Regions from separate parts of the Mus musculus genome. Here regions 1 and 2 are each linked to region 3. A link is a loop called in an ENCODE intact Hi-C map of the cell type or tissue named here. Cell type or tissue: heart. All regions are shown on one strand.

The links. Hi-C counts contacts between places; a loop is a spot of excess contacts. Peaks named below come from ENCODE experiments on the same cell type or tissue, not always from the same donor. Only the 100,000 strongest peaks of a DNase experiment are listed, where the experiment ranks them.
Region 1: a loop joins it to region 3, with 3 times the contacts of the local background. A loop is called at or near these places in 10 of 42 quality-filtered maps.
Region 2: a loop joins it to region 3, with 3 times the contacts of the local background. A loop is called at or near these places in 9 of 42 quality-filtered maps.

The regions. Positions count from the first base shown.
Region 1 is chr7:111,245,613-111,253,612 of GRCm38, reverse strand. No RefSeq gene overlaps it. Among named protein-coding and RNA genes, the nearest start is that of Gm33145, 36 kb to the left of the region's middle. In heart, a CTCF peak has its summit at 3,773; a DNase peak (open chromatin) is centred at 3,792.
Region 2 is chr7:111,714,257-111,722,256 of GRCm38, reverse strand. All of the region lies in intron 1 of Galnt18 (polypeptide N-acetylgalactosaminyltransferase 18), which reads left to right. Among named protein-coding and RNA genes, the nearest start is that of Galnt18, 62 kb to the left of the region's middle. In heart, no CTCF peak of the experiment used is centred here; DNase peaks (open chromatin) are centred at 706, 1,566 and 3,146; H3K27ac peaks cover 2,558 bases.
Region 3 is chr7:111,778,298-111,786,297 of GRCm38, reverse strand. It overlaps Galnt18 (polypeptide N-acetylgalactosaminyltransferase 18), which reads left to right and starts at 6,321. Exons shown (of 11, transcript NM_001360903.1): 1 at 6,321-6,985. The coding sequence starts at 6,751. In heart, CTCF peaks have their summits at 3,982 (motif pointing left) and 6,149; DNase peaks (open chromatin) are centred at 3,997, 4,837 and 6,217; H3K4me3 peaks cover 2,312 bases; H3K27ac peaks cover 1,340 bases; H3K27me3 peaks cover 2,698 bases.

The DNA of each region.
Region 1 (8,000 bases), 530 kb after region 3:
TTCAGGACCTTCGAAAGAGTAGTCAGTGCTTTTACCCTCTGAGCCATCTCGCCAGCCTGGGGAAGTAATTTTTTTAAGTGGATCTGTTTATAAATATTTTAGTTATTTTATAAAGTTTGTTGGGGGCTGCAGAGATGGCTCGGTGGTTGAGCCCATGCTGATGTTATTGCAGAGGAGCCAGGTTTGGATCCCATCACTCGTATGGGGTGGCTCACAATTGCCTGTTACTAAAAATCCAGGGAATCCAACACCTGCCCTCTTTCGGCCTACGTGGGTACCTGCATGCACATGATACATGTGAACTGCTGCAAGCACACACACGCACATGCACACACATGCACACACACACACATGCACACACACACCAAAATAAATACTTTAAAAATAAATTTTATTAACATTTAATATGCAGATTCAATACTCTGAGACAAAACAAATCCTTATCTTCCTTTGCATCAATAAGGCTTTCTCAGCTATCAATGTTATCTTACTAATAATTATCAAAAAAGTAATTGGCATAGAAAAAGGAGGATCTTGTTTCATCTTTTATGAAATGAGGCATTTAAAACCTGAAGAAACACCTCCATAGTGTAGAAGGCCTTTAATCCCAGCACTTGGGAGGCAGAGGCAGAGTGATTTCTGTACATTCAAAGCTAGCCTGCTCTACATTGTAAGTTCCAGGATAACCAAAGCAACATGCTGAAACTCTGCCTCAAAAGTCTTGGTCCAGGAGATAAATAAACCAGAAAGATAGTTGGCAAAATTTGGACTTGGACTATGTACTGATGGCTGCATTCAGTTTGCTCAGCTTTGATGCCTGTACTGTGGTTGATGACAAATGTCCTGCTCCTATAAAATATGTACTGGCATACTTAGAAACCAGGAGCGAGGATGCAAATGTAAATTGTTTATACTTAAAGAAAAGAGAGCTTACAATAATACAAAATGAGAGTGTTCTGTTATAAAGGAGGGGTTTGGGGCATTACTATTCCAAATTTTTTGGTGTTCTTTCAAAATTATAGCAAAACTAATTCTCCCTAAGACTGGGGAGTTGGCTCAGTTGGCAAAGCACCTGTGTTTTGATCTTCAGAAGTTACGGAAAAGAGCTGGGCTGGGTGTGTTCACACACGATGGCCACCCCAAGGCTGGGAGTTGAGGATGGGGTGGAGAGAAGAGGATCCAGCCATTTTGATTGGCATCCCCATGATAGCAGGGATGTTGAACACTTCTTTAAGTGCTTCTTGACCATTTGAAATTCTTCTGTTGCAAATTCTCTGTTTAGATATCTATCCCATTTTTAATTGAATTATTTATTTCTAATTTCTTGAGTTCTTTACATATTTTGGATATTAGCCCTCTGTCAGATGTGGAGTTGATGAAGATCTTTTTCCATTCTGTGAGCTGCTGCTTTGTCCTATTGATAGTGTTCTTTGCCTTACAGAAACTTTTGGGTGTTATGAGGTCTCATTTATTTACTGCTGATTATAGTACCTCCACTGTAAGTGGTCTGTTCAGGAAGTTGTCTCCTATGCCAATGTGTTCAAGGCTATTCCCCTCTTTCTCTTCTATCAAATTCAGTGGTTTTACAATGAGGACCATGATTTTTTTTCTCAAGGTATGTAAAGAATTGTGCTGGATGGAGCCTGACATAATTGTCATCACAGAGGCTTCATCAAGCAACTGATGGGAGCAGATGCAGAGACCTATAGCCAAATATTAGGCAGAGTTAAAAAGAATCATGCCAAAGAGAGGAAGAAGGATTTTGGGAGCCAGTGGGGTCAAAAATACCACAAGAAAACCCACAGGATCAATTAACCTGGGTTTATGGGGCTCACAGAGACTGAACTGACAGCCAGGGAGCCTACATGAGTCTGACTAGGCGCTCTGCATATATGTTATGATTGTGTAGCCTGGTGTTCTTGTGGGACATTTAACAGTAGGAGCAGGGGCTGTCTTTGACGTTTTGAATGCTTTTAGGACCCTTTTTCTCCTTCTGGGCTGCCTGCTCTAGCTTAATATGAGAGGAGTTAACAACCTTTTTACAACTTGATATGCATGTTTGGTTGATATCCCTGGGAGGCCTGTTCTTTTCTGAAGGGAAGCAGAGGAAGGGTGAATCTGGGGGAAAGGAAGGTGGGGTAGGGACTAGGAGGAAAGAAGAGAGGAAAGACATGGTCAGGATGCAATAAATAAAAATATTTTTTTAAAGACACACACAGAAAATTAAGCTATCCTAGAGAAACTTCTTGAAACTTGCTAAAATGAAATTCTACCTAGAAGCCGCATGTGTCCGATAAAGAACGTCAGTGTTGATTTGAACAACATGGGGACAGTGGCTCCTGACTCGCCAGAGCTGGGCTCTGCCTGAGAGGCAGCTCCTTTGCCCTCTTCCCCATTCACCTTCTTCTCACTGACTCCCTTCTCCACCTCCTCTGACTTGCGGGCTCCACCTTACTCTCACCTCCTCTTAATACTTATGTAAATATGTTGATTATGCAGATATTTATGCAGAGAACTCCTGACTCTTCTATTATTTTTGGTCTAAGATGTTCAGAAATGTTCTTCTCCAACCTTCCAGGGCAGGAAAGTCAGACCTACGTCTGCTTAGAGCTTGAAGTCCATTCCTACCCTGAACGATATGAATTCATCATGCTCATCTCTGCCACCTGAGTTTACCCCTGAAAAATACTTTCTAGTGCTGGGATAGAGGACTATTGTCCCATGCAAGAGAAAGACGTGGCATTAGTTCCTGATGGCTGCTATGACAAAGCAGTGTGATATAAAACTGTATTCTCCGTCAGTTCTGGTAGTCAATAATGAAAGTTTTGTTTAATTAGGCTAAAGTCAAAGGCTAGCAGTACTCTCTGACTCTAGGGAGAACAATTGTTTTCAGCTTCTAGCATCCATGTACGTATGTCTTGACTTGTGGCTTCTTCTTTCATCTTCACTTTGTGTCAAACTGCTTCCAACATCTTGTTGCCTTCTCTTCCATCTTCTCATCTCCCTCTGCTCTCTCTTCTAAAGAAATTCCTGGTTGTATTTAGGGCCTCTGCATCTCCCATGTTTAACTAAATTACACCTTTAAAGCCCTCTGCCATGCGAGGTAACAGGTTCTGGGGATTTGTGAACAGTTCTGTGTCTACCACAGAGAAACTGGCTACCGGGCAGCTTTTGTTTGTTACTCTCATTCTTAGAATTAAATCACCAACTATTGTTTTTAATTGTGGGGGTGAGGGAGGCACTGAATCCTTATCCTGGAGCCTGATATGGATGCTGGGCACTGCCTTAGTCAGGGTTTTACTGCTGTGAACAGACACCATGACCAAGGCAACTCTTATAAGGACAACATTTAATTGGGGCTGGCTTACAGGTTCAAAGATTTAGTCCATTATCATCAAGGTGGGAGCATGGCAGCATCCAGGCAGGCATGGTGCAGGAGGAGCTGAGAGTTCTACATCTTCATCTGAAGGCTGCTAGTGGACAACTTGCTTCCAGGCAGCTAGGATGATAGTCTTAAAATCCTCTCCTACAGTGACATACCTACTTCAACAAGGCCATACCTCCTAATAGTGCCACTCCCTGGGCTGAGCATATACAAACTATCACAGAAACCAAACTCAAATCCTCTGGGCGGGGGGAGTATCTAAGACAGGCTGTTAACCTCTGAGCCCAGATTATGAGCTATCTTTGATTATGTTGCAACACAGTGGTTTGGGCACAAAGCTGTTACTTGGACACTGCCTTCCATTAGCTGCGCTGCTCTCTGCTGCCCCCTGCCTGTTGGCGAGCTTTGCCTGCATGGCTTAGTTCTTACAGATCATTGAATTGAACGTGGAGGATAAGGGTTGGGGTAAGAGGGTAACAGAAATATCCTCCTGCTTTTGCCAAGCCTGTATCTGGGAAGGGCTGAGGGCTCCCTGGCAGCCCTCATCAGTGTCTAACAGCATACATAAATCAAACAGGACCTGGGCCACAGCGCTCCTGGGGAGTGAAATGGAACAGAGAATGGTGGTTCTTGTTTAGGTTGATCCCAAAATATATGGGAATAAAGGCTTTAGGGTGATGTATTTCTCTTTAATGCTGTCACATCTGTCATCCTGATGGTTTAACCTCTGGGTTTGGGTTTGGATTTTTTTTTTCTTTCAGACCCACATTATTTCTGCAAACTTGACACCAGATGCTGCCAGGGAGACAGAGCTGAAGCGATAAAAATCTATTTAACAGATTTAGTGAGGCAAATACAAACTAATTAACAATTTTAGAATTGGGATTAAACACTAATTCTTTTAAACCATAAAAACTGAGATGAACAAAAGGAAAAGAATGTTCTCCCTCTGAATAACTCAAAGGAGCCATCTGTTTGTCATTGAGAAAATGGTCCGATTGATGGATTTTGAACAAATTCTGACATCCTTTCTTTCTGGGCTTGAATGCATTATGGACAGTTATCCGGGAAAGAAAGCACATAACTTCCTGCCTAATGTGTGGATCTGGGCTTCCCTGAAGCTCCAGAAGTCATCTATTTATGTACTGACTCAGAAAGGAGAAGGCAAAGGATAGAATGATGTGTGGATTCTGCTTGGAGAGCACACTGCAGATGTAGGGAAGGAAAGGTGGCCTGGTGTCTCTCTGACCTCACCTTGCTGTCTGTCACCATTGCTATGAAAGATAAAAAAAAAAAACTGAACCTGCCACCCTCCTGTCTCAGTTTGTTGAGGCACTGCCTGGTTTTGGAATGCAAGTTCTAGAGTAATCACATGCTGTGACTTGAATCTTAAATGTGCGCCCTCCAAAAAAAGCCATGTGCTAATGGCATGGCTTGGTCATCAATCTGTAGTACTAGTGGGAGGTGATGGAACCTATAAGAGGAGATGACCTCTCTAGAGTCCACTCTTTTTTTTTTTTTAGATATTTACTTTATTTACATTTCAAATGTTGTTCCCTTTCCTGGTTTCCCCTCCAAAAATCCTCTATCCATCCCCACCTCCACCCCCACCCCCCCCACCCCCGCTCACCAACCCACCCACTCCCCCTTCCTGGCCCTGGCATTCTCCTATATTGGGGCATAGAACCTTCACAGGACCAAGGTCCTCTCCTCCCATTGATGACCAACTAGGCCATCCTCTGCTACATATGCAGCTAGAGCCATGAGTCCTACCATGTGTACTCTTTGGTTGGTGGTTTAATCCCAGGGAGCTCTGGTTGTACTGGTTAGTTCATATTGTTGTTCCTCCTATGGGACTGCAAATCCCTTCAGCTCCTTGGGTACTTTCTCTAGCTCCTTCATTGGGGACCCTGTGCTCCATCCAATGGATGGCTGTGAGCATCCACTTCTGTATTTGTGAGGCACTGGCAGAGCCTCTAGAGTCCACTCTTAACTGATCTTAGGACTTGGTCCTTCCCCATCTCTTTGCTTCCTGCCCATCAAGTTATGAGCAGCTCTGCTAGTTACAGCCCCAGCCATGCTGTTCTGGTGTTCTGTCTGAGTTATAGGCTCAATGTGAAAGGACCAACAACCAAGAACTCTCAAACCAGAACCAAAGTAAGTCTTCACTGGACATGGGGACAACTGTGCTGGGGTGAGGGAGTGTCCCCACACATGTGTGCACGTACAAGGCAGAAGTCGACTCCAAATATCATTCCTCAAGCACTGGCCACTTTTCTTTTAACATGAATGTGCCTGTGTCTGTAGCAAATGCCATATGTGTGTGGATGCTCATGGAGGCCAAAATAAAGTACAGGAGCCAGAGTTACAGGTAGGTGTGAACTGCCTGGTGTTGGTGCTAGGAACTAAATGTAGGTCATCTGCAAAAGCATTAAGCATGGTCTAACCAGTGAGCCCTCTCTCAAGCCCCCACTTTTCCTTCTTTTTAGATAGGGTCTCTCAGTAGCCTGGAACTTGCCCAGTAGATTATGCTTGTCAACCCAGGGGTCTGTTGGTTTCCATCCCTTTTCTGGGATTCCAAGCACATGTGCCACCATAGCTGGCTTTTTTAGCTCCTAGGAATATTATAAGCCATTTGACTTGGTGGTTTTGCTATGCCTTATAACAGGTATATTCATAGCATGCCAACTAAATTACCATTTGTTGAACATCAAGCATGTGTCAGACAGAATGATCCCATCAAGAGATTATGAAGTAGATATTATTATGGTCTGTATTTTGCAGATAACAATATCTTTGAGAAATGTAATAATTTGTCTGAGGTCATGGAGCTACTAAATGACAAGACAGAGTTAAGCCCCTGGGCTGTTTAATTGCACAGCTGATTTCTAATTCTGTACACACCCTGCTATTACTATATATATGCTCACATTTGTTCATTTACATCACTCTTGATCCTAAAATATACTTGAAATTATGAAAATGTAATGAATAGGCTCAAGAGTACGAGTAGAGGGGCTGGAAAGATGGGTCAGAAGTTAAGAGCACACATTTCTCTTCCAAAGGACTCAAGTTCATTTCCCAAAGCCTATCTCAAATGGCTCGCAATCACCTGAAACTCAAGCTCCAAGGGATGTGATGCCCCCTTCTGGCTTCTGAGAGCACCTGCACTCATGTGCACATACTCACACAGAGTCAGTCGCATGTACACATAATTTAAAAATAAAATCTTTAGGGAGTGGAGGTAGATGGGTCAATTATGACATGCACAAGGTTGAGAGCAGCCCTGGGGCAGGGCTCAGATGAAGTACCCACTGGGGTTTGGTACTTGGACTCTTGAAGCTGGCAGGGCTATGGAGGACTGCACCTAGGAATTGAGAGAAACTCCACCTTGAGTTGGAAGAGCTGTTGACAAACTGGCCAAAGATGGCAAAGTGTGATATGCAAGTGAGCTAGCCCGTCACCAAGACTTTGAGGTTGAGTTCAGGGATGCCACCTCAGAAAAATGCCTCCACAGAGAGCTGTGGCTATGTCACACTGGACCCCAAGGGATTCGGAGGCCACAATAAGATATTATTGACAACAAGAATGTGTCCTTGGATTCAGGCAGTACCACTGCCAATCACAGAGAAATAAAGTTCTTTTCATCGGCCTGTCAATGGCAAGCAGGAATACAGGTTCCTGAGGCTTCTTTGGACAGTTTCCTGGTCACAGTTCCTTCCTTACTCCAAAAAGATCCTTTGTTACTGAAAAATCTATGCACTTCTCCTGAGCCAGAAATATCTGAAGTTCCTCTGGCTATAAACACACATGTAATCAAAAAAAAAAAACAAATAGCACAAGTTTCAGACTAGGGTTTCCAATCTATCTGGACAAAATGTTACCTGATTCCCCTACATGAGACCTCAGCCTGTGGCTAGCCCTCAGCATGGCAGCCAACCGTTGCCATAAGAAAGATGTGACAACTTAAAGCTATGGCAAGACAATAGCTGAATATCAGAAGTCAAATGAGTATTTGAGTTGCCTAAGTTTCCCCAGTAAGTCTGAGAATAAGTCAACTTTGAGAAGGAGGAGGAACTGGCCAGCCATTCTCCAACAGTTTGCCTGTCACCTCCACCCCCTACCCCATAGCAAGCAGGCAGCTACGTCAACAGCCCTTCACGCCCACATCTCTCAGACTGGGGCATGTAGACCTCCTCTCTTAATTCATAAACATGGTTTTTTTTAACTTATCTTTGTATGTGGTACATGTGTTTGTATACAATATGTGAATGTGGGCATGTGCATATACCTGCACTTTGTATGTGTGAATACAGACATGCATACAGGCATGTCTGTGTGAATACAGGCAGTCAGAGGACAACCTTGGGTGTCAGACTCCGGTGACTACCTTATTAGTGAGGCAAGATCTCTTTGTTGTTTTTTTATGTTGTGTGCTTCAGCCTGCTAGCCTAGGGATTCTCCTGTCTCCTGATTTCATTTCCCCACCGAAGCGCCGGGATTACAGACACTTGTACAGTCATGCCTGGCTTTTTATACAGATTCCAAATATTCAAACTCAGTTCCTCTTGCTTCTGTGCCAAGAGCTTTCGCCCGATGAGCCATCTCCCTGGCA
Region 2 (8,000 bases), 64 kb after region 3:
AACAGGGGACCTGGATTTTCCCTCTGTGGGAATGCGTGCGTTGTCCTGTACAGTGTGGTAGTAGTTCTGTGTCAGGGTCCACATCAGGGCTGTCCAAAGAAGCCAAGGTTCTTCTTCAACAAAAGGGAATGTCTCATCTGTAGTGGTTAGCTCAAATCTGGTAGACACATGCCGCTTATGAACCCTCAGACGGTGGCTGATCCAACTTTTTAATTTAATTAACTCCTTTAACTTAGTAGTTACACATGGCTAGTGCCTACGAGCAGTGGGCAGCCTGAAGCAGATACAGCTGAGCTCATTCTGGATAAGTGCTGTCTGGGCTGGGCCAGGACACTTTGCATAGAAAAACTGGCATCCAATTTCCAACAACCTGACTAGCAACCAGTTTGTTCTGGACTCAGGGCTCTTGCGATACTCTGCTAAGCAGTGGCAACTTTTGGGCTTGCATTTAGGCACTGCCTCTTGCAGCCCTAGAGCAAGGCAGAGGGTGCATAGAGGGCCACAGGGAAGAATAGGAAACTCAGAAGAAAAAGGTGTGCGGGCGGTAGAGCTGTGGGAGTTTGCTTTAGCTCCACGCTTCCGGCCTCCTTAGACCGCCTTCTGTGGATGTAGGGTGGGTTCCAGGGCTGTCCTCGGATTTCCAGTGCTAGTTCACAGGAAAATGCCTGTTTACCCAGGAGCTGGGTGGAGAGTCAACCAGTTCACTAGAGGCAGTGAGGAGTGGCCACAAAGCTGGAATTTGGGGTTGCACATTTTGGGGTGAAAGCTTACAGGCTCAGTGGCCTTGGACAAGCCCCTCCCTCTGTGTTCAAGTTTCTCCAGCTGTAACATTGGATTAACAGTGTGACACTGTAACCCCAAGGGGCTGCTACAGGAGGTGAGCCAGTACAGGCGGTAGGCTTGGGCCTTCATCAGCTCTGGAACCTGGGACTTCCTTCTTGGCTTTCAGGTCATTGGCAGCAGCCATGGTGGCCAGGATATCTCATGTGTCATGAGTGGCACTGCCTTGGCTCCCCCTAAAATCCTCTTTACAGTTTCTGCCTTTCAGAACTCAAAATACTTTTGGGAGCTTTGCATAAAAAAAAAAAGTTAGCTCCCAAATCCTGGGAAAGGATGTCTGCTTTCTCATCTCATCTCCCTCTCTCTAGATATTTATAGGCCTGGATAGAAAAGAGTGGCTTTGAGTTCTCAGAATAGTTTCCACAAAAGTGTGGTGTTAGGGAGGCCCGGCCGGGTGGAGGGGTGTTAGACTTGGCCTGGGAGGCCTGGGTTTGTGTCCTTTTAGGCTCTAACCTCAACCTCACACTAGGAATGATCTCCCTCACCCAGGCCCCCACCCCGCCACAGTTTCTTTCCTTGTGGAAGATACACAATGTCAGATGCTGTGGCTTTGTGCCTGCAGAGAGCTGTGTTAAGGTTAATGCCAGCTCCATCTGAGCGTTCAGATCTCTCTGCAGCTCCAGTGTCAGGCGCACAAGTTGGGAACTACTTGGGGCCTTTCCCATGGTGGCTGGAAGCAGCTTTGGGGTAGCTGTGAGGAGGCAGCAGGGCTGGCTTCCCAGCTCCCGCCTGGGCTTCTGCCAAGGGGGCCTTATTTAGACAAATGCAGCAATGCTTCTGGGGGAAGAGACTGCAGGCTGAGCTGAAGAGGCTGAGCATCAACAAAGTCAGGGGCGGCTGAGTCCCCAGATGCAGGGTGGTACAGAGTAAAGAGCGAATTTGAACCAGGCAACATGAACCCAGGCATTTAATAGGGCAGTCTTGTTTGTAGCTGAAGCTGAGGCCCCAATAACAGGGGAATCTCTCTCATGGAGAGAGGCTCTTACAGGAAACCCGGAAGTCCTGCCTTCTCCCTTCAGATCTGTGTAGCACTCAGTTTCTACACACAGCCTCAGATGGGCTCACATTTACTCTGCCACTTTCTTGCACAAGACTGGGGAAAAATGGCTTCAGTCAGGCTGCAGATGCCCAACACCAAAATAAGGATTAAAATGTGTACTTATGTTTAGATGGATTTAAGTGGATCTTTTCCCCCCTGTGGCATTTTATGATAAGTGAACACTGTGTCCTCTCCAGACTCACTCTGTTTCTTGCAGAAGCCCTCATGGGACCACCTCCAGAACTCTGAAGTGGACTGTGGCGTATGCCACAGGGTTGGCTTTAGTGAGGGGCAGAGCCTGGCTTAGTGCTCTTAACAATAGTGAGTGTTTCGTGAATAAGACCCAAAGCCCCAGTTTTGTGTACTGGACGGTCAGGGGTCTAAGGTTGAGGTGCGGATCAACTGGATCCTTCTATACGGATTTCATGGGATTTTTCACCCTGTTACTTCAGCTGACTGGAATATTTTTAGAACAGGTTAAATTAAAGGAGTGCTCAAGGGAAGGCCCTAATACAGTGGGACTGGGGAACCCCTGACAGACAGACATGCATGGAGAAAAGATGAGGGAAGACAATGGAAAGAGATATAATCCACAAGTGTGGGCAGGGTGATGGATCCTTCTGGCAGAGCCCTCAGGTTCCTCAGGCCCCACCCCCTACCCCCTTGCTGGCACAGTCGGTTAGGGTTTATAGCTTTCAGAACTGTGAGACAATAAGTTCCCATTGTTTAAGACACACTTTCTGTGATTCTTTGCTAGGGTAACATTAACAAGTGAGATGTAGATATTGGTCCTATAATCTGCCTTGAGTTTGAGGCAAACCTAGGCTATGTAGTAAGTTCAAGACCAGTCTGGGCTGCAGTGTGAGACCCTGTCACAAATAAACAGTCAAACAAAACACAAAGAAAGAAAAAGTAGGGAGAGAGAGAAAGGAAAGAAAGAAGGAAGGAAAGAAAAAGAGAGAGAGAAGGAAAGAAAGAAAGAAAGAAACAAGCAAGAAAAGGAAAGGAAAGGAGAGGAGAGAAGAGAAAAGAAGAGAAGAGAAGAGAAAAAGAAGGGGTTACAGTATATTCATGGAGGCACTTAGTTGGCCTGGCCAGAGCTTGCTCCATAGTCATTCACTGTGGGGCACTGGGCAGGTCCTTTGCCTCTAGGGTGTGGCTTTCCTCTGCAACACTGAGGTCCTCTCATAGATTCCCTCTTATGCATGTGTCAGGAGGTGGAAAGGCGGGCAGTACCGTGTGTTTGTCTCTTTCCCAGAATCCTGTTCTCACCTCCCCTTTCTCCATAGCCTGCTGCTCTCTAGTTGGCTCTGTCCACCAGTGCCTCTCCCTTGCTGCTTGGAAATTTCCAGAGGCAGCACCACACCCACGACCTCTGGAAAGCTTTAGGGAAGGGATTTTTTTTTCTTTTTTTGCATAGTTCTGTGAGAGAGCTGGACCAGAAAGGCTTTCCTAGGGCGGTGTACTTTGGGGGCTGAATCAATGAAAACCCCACTTTTACCAGACATTGGACTCTTTTCTGGCCCCACCAGACATCCATATTAGCTTTCTTATTTATTCCTAGCTGTAGGGATAAATAGTTCTATGAGGTCAGATTTATACCCAGTTTTTAGAATGGATAACTGAGTATCATAAGGCACACATAACTTGCCCCTGGGTAACCACTTATCATTGGCTCTGCAGGACTCTGATCAGAATTGTATCATTTCCTACCACTTTCTTTGCCTTCAGCGTGATGCTTCATTTTGGGGGGTGGGGTGGGGAGGGTGACTTTTCTGTTGTAGAATTATGAGTTGGCTGGATGGGGCTGTGGGAGGAGGAGAGAGACTCTTTTTGGAGCTGCTGAAGAAGAGTTGGCTGTTCCTGCTCTGGGACCCTTTTTCCCATTCCTCCCGCCCTTCCCTCCTCGCCTCTCTGGAAAAGGTGCCCAGGACTAGGAGGCTGCGCTTCTCCATGGATTTTTAATAAAGATGATGAATGAACCAAGAACTGATAAGCAAAGGCAAATGGTCTTTGGGTTATGTATTATTCTAGTCAAATGTATTTTCCACTGTAAGCTTTAAGTCACTTTTTCGTTAAAAGGCCATCACCGAAGGAAAGGTTAAATAAAATGAGTTTTCCATGGCAGGCGTGCCCACCAAGCGGCTTTTGTCAGGTGAGACCTTGGCCAGTTTAGCTGCGGACTTTACTCAACTTGCAAATGGAGGACTTGTGACACATTATGCCAATCCCACCTTGTTCTTGGTGGGAAGGACAGAGAGCCATTTGGGGAAAGCATGGTGGGGAAGCAGGGAGGTGGGGTGGGTGCATAGCCTGCCTGCAATTGCTGCTGCTGGGCTTAACGTGTTGTGAGCTGGCCGGTTTCCTACACAGCAGCACCTGCCATGGAGCCTGGACACAAGGCCACTCAGAGCTGGGTGGACAGAGTGTGACCAGAAACTCCCTGTGGGTTCTGATAAAGGATTCTCCCATAGGCAAGGTTCAGAGAACCTGGGCCTCCTGTTCTCAGGGAGGCCTGTCTATCTCTAGCCTCTGAGCTGTTTCGTCCTAGTTGGTGAGTTAAGTGGCATAGCCCTCTTGAGGCCTCTGATGTGGAAGGGGCACAGAATTGTAATAATTCTTGCATGTTATGAATGTATTCCTGAAAGCTGCTTCCAACTAGTAATTTCCATGTTTTGGAAGTCTATGCCATCCCATACAGCTCTCTCCATGCATTAAACCTGGAGATGGACACTTGGTGTTAGGATTTGTTCTGGGGGATGGGAACACAGTAGCCTTGCCATTGCCCCTGCTATTGTGAAGCCTCATCCCCACGGAGAACAGAAGCTGACAGTTACAGCTTGAGGCATAGAACAGATGGAGAAATGAGGCCCCACGCTGTATGTATGTATGTATGTATGTATGTATGTATGTATGTATGTATGCATGCATGCATGCATATATATATATATCAGAAGCAGAGGCAACTAGGTGAGAGAAGGAAGGGTTAGTTAGAGAAGGCCTTGTGGAAGTGATGAGGACTGATCTTTCAAAGCTGCATAGATTTTTCCAGGCAAGGGCCATGTCTAAGCTGGCATGCAAGAGAACCTGATGGGCATAGCCAGGCTGCGTTCCTAGTGTTCACTGTTTCTCATCTCTTTCACTCTCCTCCTGAGCCTCTGTAAGGCTGAGGGGGCTCAGGGAAGCTCATGCCCAGGCAGGCCTGAGCTTTCAGGCCCTGTCTTGAAACCTCTCTGACAAGGGTGAAGAATTCTATAGATTCCAAAGTGAGCTTGTCAGTGCCTTTGACGGTGGGGTCATGATGTGAGCTGCAGGGGCTTCCTCCTGGAGGATGTAATTCTCCCCTGAGCCTGGTGCTGAGCCTGTGAATCAGTAGACAGGTGGGACTGTTTCCGACCTTGAGCCTGTAATCTTGAGCCAGGGTGGCTGGATAAACCCAGCTCCTGCTTAGCCTAGCTGTGTTCAGGCCCAGACTGCTGAAGCTGCTGGCCAGGAAACACTGAGGCTACGTGAAATTTTCCATCTCCAAAGTCTGGCGAGAAGAGTGTTGAGGCTAAATGACTCCAACCAAGAACAAGCCTCGGCCTGCCCAGGGCATACCTGACCCCACCCTGGAGGTGATGGTGTTCCCTCCGAAGAGCCCTCACACCCTACCTGACTCTAAGGATGTGCATGATGCTCATAGCTGCTTGCCAACAGGCACTGAACAGCATTACCGAGCCATTTTCCCTCATTTGTTTTACTCTAGAAAAAAAGTAAATTTCTACTGCATCCATGACAAGGCGCGTCTCTATTTTTAATATGCTGCCACTTGTAAGACTCATCATTGATTTAATAATACTCTTCGGAGGTGATTTACAAAAACACCATGTTGAAAGTTCACACTGATTGTAGGATACATCACCAGCTTTTGTCTGGGAAGCATCGTGATGCATGGATGCAGTGAGCATCTGCAAGCCGGGATGGGTGTGTGTTTTCTAGACACATGGCAAAAAGTGGGTGTCAGTGTAGGGAGCCTGGCTCAGAAGTGGTGATGTGGGTTGGTCTACACCATCCATCCCCTGACTCCGGTCCACATCCACCCACCTTCTACCTTTGGTCCACATTCCTCTTCTCCCCGCCTCTGATCCATATCTATCCTACCTCTGCTTCTGGTCCACATGTATCCCTCAGTCTCAGTTACCTTCTCTCTCCTTCATGCCATCACACTTAGGGACATTTCAGGTGAGTGTACAGGGCCAACTGTCATCAGCACATGTCTATGGTAGATGAGTAGTCACTAACTAGAGCCAGACATCTGATGTGAATGTGACCCTGTGTTGTGCTTGGAACTGAAGGATGGGAGCCACCATCCATTTGTCCTCAGACAGTTACTGTTGCTCTGGGTCCTGCATCCCCCATCCCTGTAGTATAGACACAAAGTAACAGAGATAGTAGTTACTATAGTATTGCTTAGCATGTGCAATACCTTGCTCGGTGTCTCACAAATACTGACTGGTATAATCTCAATACCACTGTTGGATGTAGATACTGTTAACCTTCATTTTTTTCTAGGTAAACAGACAGAGGCACAGAGCAGTAAAGTAATTTTCTCAAAGACACAGAGCTGGTAAGTGGCAGAGACAAACATGGAATCTAATCTCTGCTTATACACTCTGTGCTTAGGAGAAATAATTACTACACGTAAGATAACTCAAGGTAACCCTTTGAAGAATTTGCATTCTTTAAATCTAATATAGAACTGCCAAAACAAAACAGGTGGTATCTTTCTGGGTGGAGGGATGTGTGGGTTCAGAGGCACTCCTTGTTAGCAGGGACATGGAGGCATGCTGCTGGCATGTTAGTGTCTTTCTGAAATTTCTGGAAACAGCCTGCAAACAGCTGGGCTGAACAGTCTCCAAGGGCTGCCACTGCTGGGGTCCTGACATCTGGGAGAGACACACAACCTGGCATGCTTCAGAGTCCTATGGCCTCCTGCAGAGTAGTGACACGGTGTCGCTTCAGTCTGATACTCTTGAAACATGTGCTCAGCAGTTGTTGAGGTTGGAGAGAAGTGTATTTGCTATTAATACAAGTCAAGCAGTGTTTTCTTTATGTTGTTTAAGCTGTAAAATGCGCCAGCTGTAACATCTGGGGTGATTCAGCTTTCATGCACGCATATCTGTCATTCATAACTGCTGGCATTAGCAGCCCATTAGCCTGAGATAATGGAGGGGACACCAATGCCCCATGAAGGGTTTGTTCTTTACAGATAAGCATGTGTTCCACTGCTTCTTGGTCTTCGAGATGCCACCCAGTTGTCACTGTTAAGTACAAGCTGCTGACCATGGATGTCATGCAGTATTGGTGACATAGTCTACACTCATTTGGCAAAACTTCTACCCACAAACTGAGGTTAAAAAGAATATTCAACTGAGGTAGAGTTGGAGTCAGTGAGAAGCTCACATTTTCTATTTCAAAGCTTTTACTCCCAAATGCCATCTTGTATAGAAGTGAGAGGGATAGCAGATGTGGGGTTGGCTACATACAGGGTGCAGCATGCATAGTGCACAAGTCTAGTGTAACCACAATGCGAGTGGCGTCATCCCAGTCTTTAGATGGCTCCTCTCCTCTCCTCTCCTCTCCTCTCCTCTCCTCTCCTCTCCTCTCCTCTCCTCTCCTCTCCTCTCCTCTCCTCTCCTCCCCTCCCCTCCCCTCCCCTCCCCTCCCCTCCCCTCCCCTCCCCTCCCCTCCCCTCTCCTGTCCTTCTTTCCTTCTTCCCTTCCTTCCCTTCCTTCCCTTCCTCCCTTTCTTTTTTTGAGGCAAGATCTCATGTAGCCCAGGCTGTCCTCAGACATACTATGTAGCCAAGATTGACCTTCACCTTCTAAGTTTCTTGTCTCCACTTCCTGAGTGCTAGAGGTTGAGTCCAGTGCTATGTGCATAGGCTAGCACTCTGCCAACTGAGATAAACCCCTAGTCCTCTCTGGCTTTAACAAGAAAACCAAACACTGGAGTTTGCCCTTCTGTACTGACAGCTTTACTTTATCCATTAACTTGGCACTGATGCTCTGTTGATTCCTGGCATTGACCTGAGTCTGATTGAGGTGATAGAGCTGTGAAGAGAAGAAGGACTACAAAC
Region 3 (8,000 bases):
AACAAATCTGCGTGTTTGGGTTTTAAAGTACAATCTGATAGCAGGAAAATCGGTGAGATGGGAGTTAGCTTTTCTAATGCACACATGTTCAACATGGCGGGCCTCCTTCTTCCGTAGCTGTGGAGACCTTTCGAGATATCAGGTTGGGTGACAAGGACTCCTATCTGTTCAACTACTTGAGGGCAGAATATAACTGTATTCTGAAGCGGGTCAGGCCCCTCATGACATTTACAAGTGAAGTCTGTGGACATTGGGTGAGTCTTCTGGCCTCTATGAGTTTGGACTCTCTGACAGGACTTTGATTGAAGTGTTCCCTATGAATCTGTCCTGCCTCGTCCAAGAATCCATAGGCACCTGGTGAGGCGATGTTAGCTGGGCTTGCTCTTCTGAGCAGTCTGTGCTCTTGTGCATCTGTCGTTTTGTCTTGGAACCAGAATTAGACAAATCCTTTGATGACATATTCCACATCTCTGGAGGAGGGGATCTCAGCGTGCTGCAAACCCAAGCTGCCCCAAGCTCTGGGCTCTAGCTCTGTCAGAAGCAGATTGCAGACTTACCTCCCAGCTGCTACTTGCCACTTGCAATTTGGGCTTTCCACCGAAATCACTCTGTTCCCGAGCAAGCCAGTCACCTCGCTGTTGAGAGAAGTTGGTGGGACTGTTGAATATTTTATTCGCCATCTGGCAGACAATACAACCCGGAGCATGCCTATGGGCGGATGGTGTCCCAGGCTGCTGTGTACCAGTATGGAAAAGGCCACTGCTCCTCATGTCTGGCAGGCACCTACGATTCCTCACAGGGGACTCCCACTATTTCTGAGGCTGAGAATGAGGGATCAGGGTAGAGTAAAGCTGAAGGGGCCTCCTGACTTTATGCCTGGGCATCCAGGTAGCCACCAGGTATTTTCTAATGGAGAATTTCATGGCTTAGCTATGACCCTTCCTGCGTTCCTACGCTCCATTCCAGGCTGTTCCAGGGCACTTGCTCTTGCTCTGAGGCCTCTGGTTCTATCTGTGTAGAGGGACTCTAGAAATGTCATGTCCAACCAGACTGTTACTTTCAAAACGTGTGTGTGTGTGTGTGTGTGTGTGTGTGTGTGTGTGTGTGTGTGAGAGAGAGAGAGAGAGAGAGAGAGAGAGAGAGAGAGAGAGAGAGAGAGAGAGAGAGCACACTTTGCTCTTCCTCGTTCAGGAGGCAATGTTCAAGTAGGGCTTAGGCACTTTCCCATTTCCAGTTTTCTTTCCCAAAGCAATACTTCCAGTGTCTGTCACTTGTAAGTCTAATTATTGATCTCTCCATGGAAGATGGTTATCCATAAACTATCACTGCAGTAGAAGGTACTCTAGGCTCAAAGTCAGAGGCCTCTACCATGTTTATTCTTTTAATGCTTGACATTTAATACAGTCCTCTTAACCACAAAGTGGCAACCTCGATGCCTGGGCAGAAGGTCATCAAGTTGCTATAAAGGTCAAGAGGAGACTCATGTGGTCAGGACCTTGCCAGCTTCCCTGCCTGCAGGTCTGGGTGGCCTAATGAGACACAGCCAGACCTTGTAGATCAACCTGACTCATTTTTACTTATAGAAATAGCATAGAAAAATGTCTATGCATCCCTTCACAGAATAAAACATTTGGAAGTATACATTTAGTTCCTGGGTTGCATGTGTATGTTATATAATATGTATAATTATGGACTGAGAGTGAATTATCATCATTTATTATTAAGTAAAAAATGCTGAGCACGATCTGAACTAGCATGTGTTGAATACTTAGCACAGCTGAGCGCCAAGTCTTACACATTTTCCTTTACATCATCTTCAAACAATCCCATCAGTGGAGATGACACCTTCCAGGTGAGGGGGTAGGGATATGAGACATAAATCACCCACAAACATTCCCATAGCTAGGGTGTGGCAGGAGCAGAACTCAAAACCAGGCCTGTGGCTTTCATGGATATGAACACTGTGAAGATACCACATTGATCAACATCACTGTGAGACTGTTCTCATGTGTGGGATGGAGAGATGGCTCGGTGGCTAAGAGCACTTGCTGCTATTGCAGGGGACCTTGGTTCAGTTTCCAGCACAGATGTCAGACAGCTCACAACCCTTATACCTCTAGCATCAGGGGATCTTACTCCCTGTCTGGTTCCCATGAATACCTGCATACATCACGTACACACATATGTGCATGCACACACACACACACACACACACACACACACACACACACACACACACACAGAGAGAGAGAGAGAGAGAGAGAGAGAGAGAGAGAGAATAAACGGATGAACTGAGTAAGTGCTTGGTAGACATCCCTACTACTGAATTACATCTTTTAACAGTAGCCTCACTTCCTGTCAGGGTTCAGGCTGGCCCTGAACTTATTCTGTGGTCCAGGCAAGCCTTGGCTCCTGCTTCAGCCTTTGAAGGAGCTGGGATTTCAAGCTTTCATCAGCAGGCCCAGAGACCCTTCTCCAGGATAGCCGTGGATTCCATCTCTCTCGTTCGGCTTCTTGGAGGATGTATCTGAAGCATCTGGAGGCAGCATTTACATGCAGATTCTGACTGGTAAATGGGAGATGGAGCTAATATTCTGCATTGCTTGCCAGTGTTGTGACTGACCGATGGACCACACTCTGAGTGCAAGGTCAAAGGATCATGAGCATCATCAACAATACATTCCAAAAAGACATTCTGGTTGTATGCTCATTGGCGTATTTGAGTACTTATTTCCCACATGTTCTTGTTAATACTTAAAATATTACATATTTAAGTCAATCTGATAGGGGAACTATGGCAGCCATATCTGGAAAAATGTTTCTAATTCTTATCCAGCTTAATCATCCTCTGGTTAGTTCTTGGCTGGTTCTGATCTCTCTTCCACTGTTTGCTCATGTTCTTCGTCCATTTTCCCCATTGGATAGTTTTATCCTCTGTTGGATTGGCTTATATGTGTTCTTTTGGCTAGTGCTACTTTGTTCTAAGAGCCCACATTTCCTTGAGGGAGGAGGAGCCTGTCTAGCAGAGCTGTCTAGTGGTAAAATCACGGGATCAGGATGCAGTTGATGTCTCCATTATCCGTTTGCATCTCTCTTTCATACTAAGACATCAGCTAGGAGCCTATCCTACTGTAAGGCAGCTGCTTCTTCACTGGTCCACTCCATTAAGGGAATGTGGTCTATGAGTCTCTCTGAGTACCTGTGCGCAGAGGCTACTGTCACATGACCCGAAGTGGATTACTAAGCGACAGATGTGAGGCAGACGGACCTAGTTGCAGGGTTCCTGCAGAATCTGCACTTGAGTACATTGAGGAGTTTAGTTACACCAGCTCTGTTGGGAAGGTGATGGTGGAGGGAAGAAAGGGTCCTTTGTGTGTAACTTCTGGACCCTCTGTTCTCAGAGGAAAGCTGCCTCTAAGAGATTGTCATTTTTTCCTCTCATTTATCTTCCAGACATTTGGATACTCAGAGAGAGTAGTAACAATCAATACTTAGATAATGCCATCAGTGCCCCTCATACAAATTAAAGTTTCATAATATCTCCATGATGTAGGTAACGTTACTATTATCCCATTTGCAGATGGAAGGACTTGAGGCACCAAGTAGTTAGTTAGCTTGCCCAAGACTCCACAGCTAGTAAATGAGAGCATTTGCCTGGCTCCCTAGTCCAAATCTTAACCCTGGCACAAGGGAGGCACCAAATAAACCTTTCTCAGCAGAATGCTTTTTCTGTCAATTACATTTTTGGGCTGTGGCTTCCTAACATCAAATCTTGGGCGTCTACGACTTTTGTTTCTGAATGGATTATCCACTTTTGCTTTGCAACCCACCAGTCTCCATTCCCTTGAGTGCCTGCCACCCTACTTCCCATAATGCCAGACCAAGACTAAAGCCTTCCACTACCAGGGTTTATTTTTCCTGTTAAGCCCCCAAGTTCTCTTGGCACTTCTGGCCCCATGGCTTTACACAGTGCTGCCATCTGGTGGACACATGTGGCCACTGTCAGTTCTCTCTGAGGAGTCTATTCCTGCCGAGAATGTAAGGGATTGATGGCCAAACGAAGATTCACTTTTCTTAATGGTGATACCAAAGACACTTTGAAGAAGGCTTAGCATTGATGGCATAGCGGTGTCTCTGGACATGAGGATAAGAACCTCTATAAAAGGTGAGTCATAGCAGGAAGTGTCTTTAATCCTACTACAGAGGCAGAGGCAGGTGGGTCTTTATAGGATCAAGTCCAGACTTGTCTACTTGTTTACATAGAGAGTTCTAGCTTAGTCGGAGCTACATAGTGAGAGTCTGTCTCAGAAAACAAAATACCCCTCCCTTCCCCACCAAAGACTGCTCTCAAGTCACATCAAGGGGACAGTAGCTTCTTCAGTGTACAACATTCAGTTTATACAGGACAAAGCCACCAGGACTTTCAGTCCTCATGTCACCTCTCGTGGTAGGAGTGGAAGGAGACAGTAGCTTCAGATTCTCAGAATAAGTTTCAAGGACCACTTGGCATCAGTTGGCTCACATCGACTATCTGAGGAATTTTTCAGTTCTGATGCACATCAAGGGGCCTGATAGTGAAGCTCCCGGCAGGACTTATTAAATGGCAAAGTGGGAAGACGCTTGGGGTTAGACGAGTGACATAAGTGGAAAGTCGAGAACCTCCTTGGACTGAACAGCTCTCCATGCTTAGAAAAGAGGCCCCCGATGAGACTGAAGCCTACACCGCAGCCATAGGTCTAGAGCAAACTGGGCAAGTGTCCCAGGCAACTGGTCATTTAGACAAAATGTCAGGAACTTGCTGAGTTCCTGTTGAGTTGAATACAATTGAACTGAGGGCCAAAGATAAGAATCTATGTTCAAGAACCATTTATAAAGGGAGCTTGCAGAGATACTGGGGCCTTTGACCTTGTAATTCTGCAGAGGGTGGTGAGTAAATGCCTACACAAACCCCTCCCATGCCCCTGTTTCTAACCAAGGTTTTGGGGATCTTGAGTTGGAATCTGAGGGTATGTGGGGCAATCAGGCCCAGCAGCATTCCTTCTATCAGCCCCTGTGGCTGAATTGCTGATGGTAAAGAAAGACATTCAAGCAGAAAGCCAATGAGGTGGAACCAAGCCAGCTAGAGGACAAGCTCCTTCTTGCTGCCCACAGCCTTAGACTCTGTAGCTTCCAGTAGGGGAGAAGAGCTGAGAGTGGTCAATAGAAAAATCAAGGTTTGCTGAGCAGCCAGGTGGTGTTCTTGGACCCGGGAAGGGAGGAACTGCATCCTGGAATGATAACCACAGGAGCCTGGGCACCCACTGTGTGTCCTGTCCTAAGCCCTTTTGGTATATCCTCTCATTTAATACTTATAAGCAGGAAGGTATTGTTGATATTTGATAGATGGGGGAAATGTCTCTTATGGTGTTCTGACCCTTGCTCAAGCTCATGTAACTAACACATACAGGAGCATCAAACCCAGGAGCCTCTCTCTCTCTCTCTCTCTCTCTGTGTGTGTGTGTGTGTGTGTGTGTGTTTCTACATCCTCTCTCCAGAAAGGCTCTGTCGACCACTTGATAGCCATGAACACTGAATGTGTGGGAATTATACAAGTCATGGAGAATTGCATCCTCTTGTCCCAATACTGCGTATAAGGCTTCCTTAGACGTGGGGTGTAGTGATATCCATAAGCAGTAACGGCTCCCAGAGCATGAATTCGTCCAGGGAGCTGCATAGTGCATAGATGTGACCAACGATTGCAGAGACACCCTCACTATTCACTATGCCTCTCCTAGAGATTTCCGGAAGGCATTTGGTGACACCCGGGAGACCAACAGAGAGAGGCAGAGTAAAGGCTCAAGAAGCATAAGGTGTGGACATTATGAGGCCTAGCCACTTGTATGGTTTGAGTCTCCATTATCAAAAAGGAGATGGAGGCGAGGAGTCCGTTTTTTCAGGTGGAAAAGCAGAATGCCCTCAGTTGGGGAAGGTGAGGGTATAGGAGCATCTTGGTCCCCAAAGCTTGGGCTTCTTAGCGGGAGCGCGAGCGGGGAATTACTCTAGAGGTGGAATCTGCCGGCCTGGGCGGGGACTGGAGGTTCCTGATCTGCAGGCCCTAGGGTGGCCCGAGGGCGCGGGAGACTCAGCTGTGTCCGGACCGGAGCCTGCTGCCAGCAGGTGGGGCGCGGGGCGGGGCTCCGCCCCCTGGCCCCTCCTCGTTGGTCCGCAGCCGCCCAGTCCCGACCCTTTTCCAGAGCCAGAGCGCGATTGGTGGCGGCGCTTGTCGCTCGGAGGGGGCCGGGCCGCTCTGCTTCGCTCCTCTGGTCGCAGCCACAGCCGCGGTTCTCCTGAGCGGCGAGCGGAGGGCTGGTGGCATCTCCCAGGCAGCCAGCACTGGAGATGGAAAGCAACGCGGCTGGGCCCTGGCAGTGACAAAGTTTCCCAGCCCTGCAGGTCTCGTCTCGCCACTGCCGGCCACCCGTGACCGCCTAGGGAAAAGCTCGGGGATTTTGAATTTGCGGGGGAAAAGCCCAAAACAAAAATCTAGACCCACCTCGTTTTCTTTGTGGAGCTCTTTCTCAGGGTGGCCAGCGGCCGGAGCTGCAAAGTTGTGCGCCGCAGCTCACACTGCCAGGAGACCCGCCTTTGGAGAGACTTAGGTGCTGGCGCACCCAGAGACCCCAGACGTGCCAAGGGGGTTGAGCGCGGGGGAGTTTGGGGTGTACAGCGAGGAGGGGCCCCGGGTGCTCTATATGGAGGAAGGACCCCAGAATGGTGTGTACCAGGAAGACCAAAACTTTGGTGTCCACTTGCGTGATCCTAAGCGGCATGACCAACATCATATGCCTGCTGTACGTGGGCTGGGTCACCAACTACATCGCCAGCGTGTATGTGCGGGGGCAGGAGCCAGTGCCCGACAAGAAGCTGGAGGAAGATAAAGGGGACACCCTGAAAATTATCGAGCGGCTGGACCACTTGGAGAATGTCATCAAACAGCATATCCAAGGTACAGGCGTCCTGAGAAACTTGAGCCAGGCGCGAGGCCCGGGAGTGCCCAGTGTGTTCTGCTTGTGGGATGCGCTGGGGCCAATGCGTAGGAGACCAGCGATTGCAGGGAGGGCTATAGGTTGGCAGCTACGTGGTTGGAGGGATTGCAAGGACTGGTGTCCTGGATCTTTTGTGTCTGCCGCCCTGTGAGTCTTCCCTGTGTACGCGTGTGCACAGGTGGTGTGTGTGTGTGTGTGTGTGTGTGTGTGTGTGTGTGTGTGTGTGTGTCTGTGTGTGTGTGTGTGTAGCTTGCTGTCAGTATGGGGACGCGATGTGCACGTGTCCAAACGTGCGTATGATTCCAGGGTGCTCCTTTCCAGGATCGCAGGATCTCACACTAGTCCGGGAGTGTGTCTGACTGGATGTTTGTGCTTCCAAGAGAGAATGTGAGGGCAAAAGAGCTTATTTGCCGGGCTTGTAAGGGACAAGAGAAATGCCTTGTATGACTCTAACTGTGGGTTTTAAGGAGCAGCAAGCTTCAAGACAAATGCGGAGTAGAAAATTACATCGGCCCAGTATTGGCTCCAGCCTCAGTCAGTCTCAGTAGGACTGGGACTGCAGGGGGCATCTTAAGTAGAAAACTGTCCCCACCTAGAGCACACCTGCCTATCCAGGATCCTCCCCTAAGGAGCAGGTGTCAAACCCAAGAAGCAGCTTAGTCCACTGTGGTGGTGTTTCTTCTGTTTCGGATGGAGAAAACCCACGCTGGGCTGCGGCTTTACTTCAGAGCCTTCCGGGTTCTAGCAAGGCCAATCTGCCAGGACAGTTACCTCAGTTGCGGAAGCAGGAAGCAGCCACAGCAGAGCAGACAAACCCACAGGAGCTGGGTCTGAAATCCAAGGCTGCAGTGGGTGGGTGTCTCCAGACTGGGTCCAAAGAGACAGTAGGATATAGAGAAGTCTCCTGCTGTGACCCGGGCAGTGTGAGTATCAGAGGGAAGGGATGGAGCTCGGGGCTCCTAGAGTAAGGTGTGC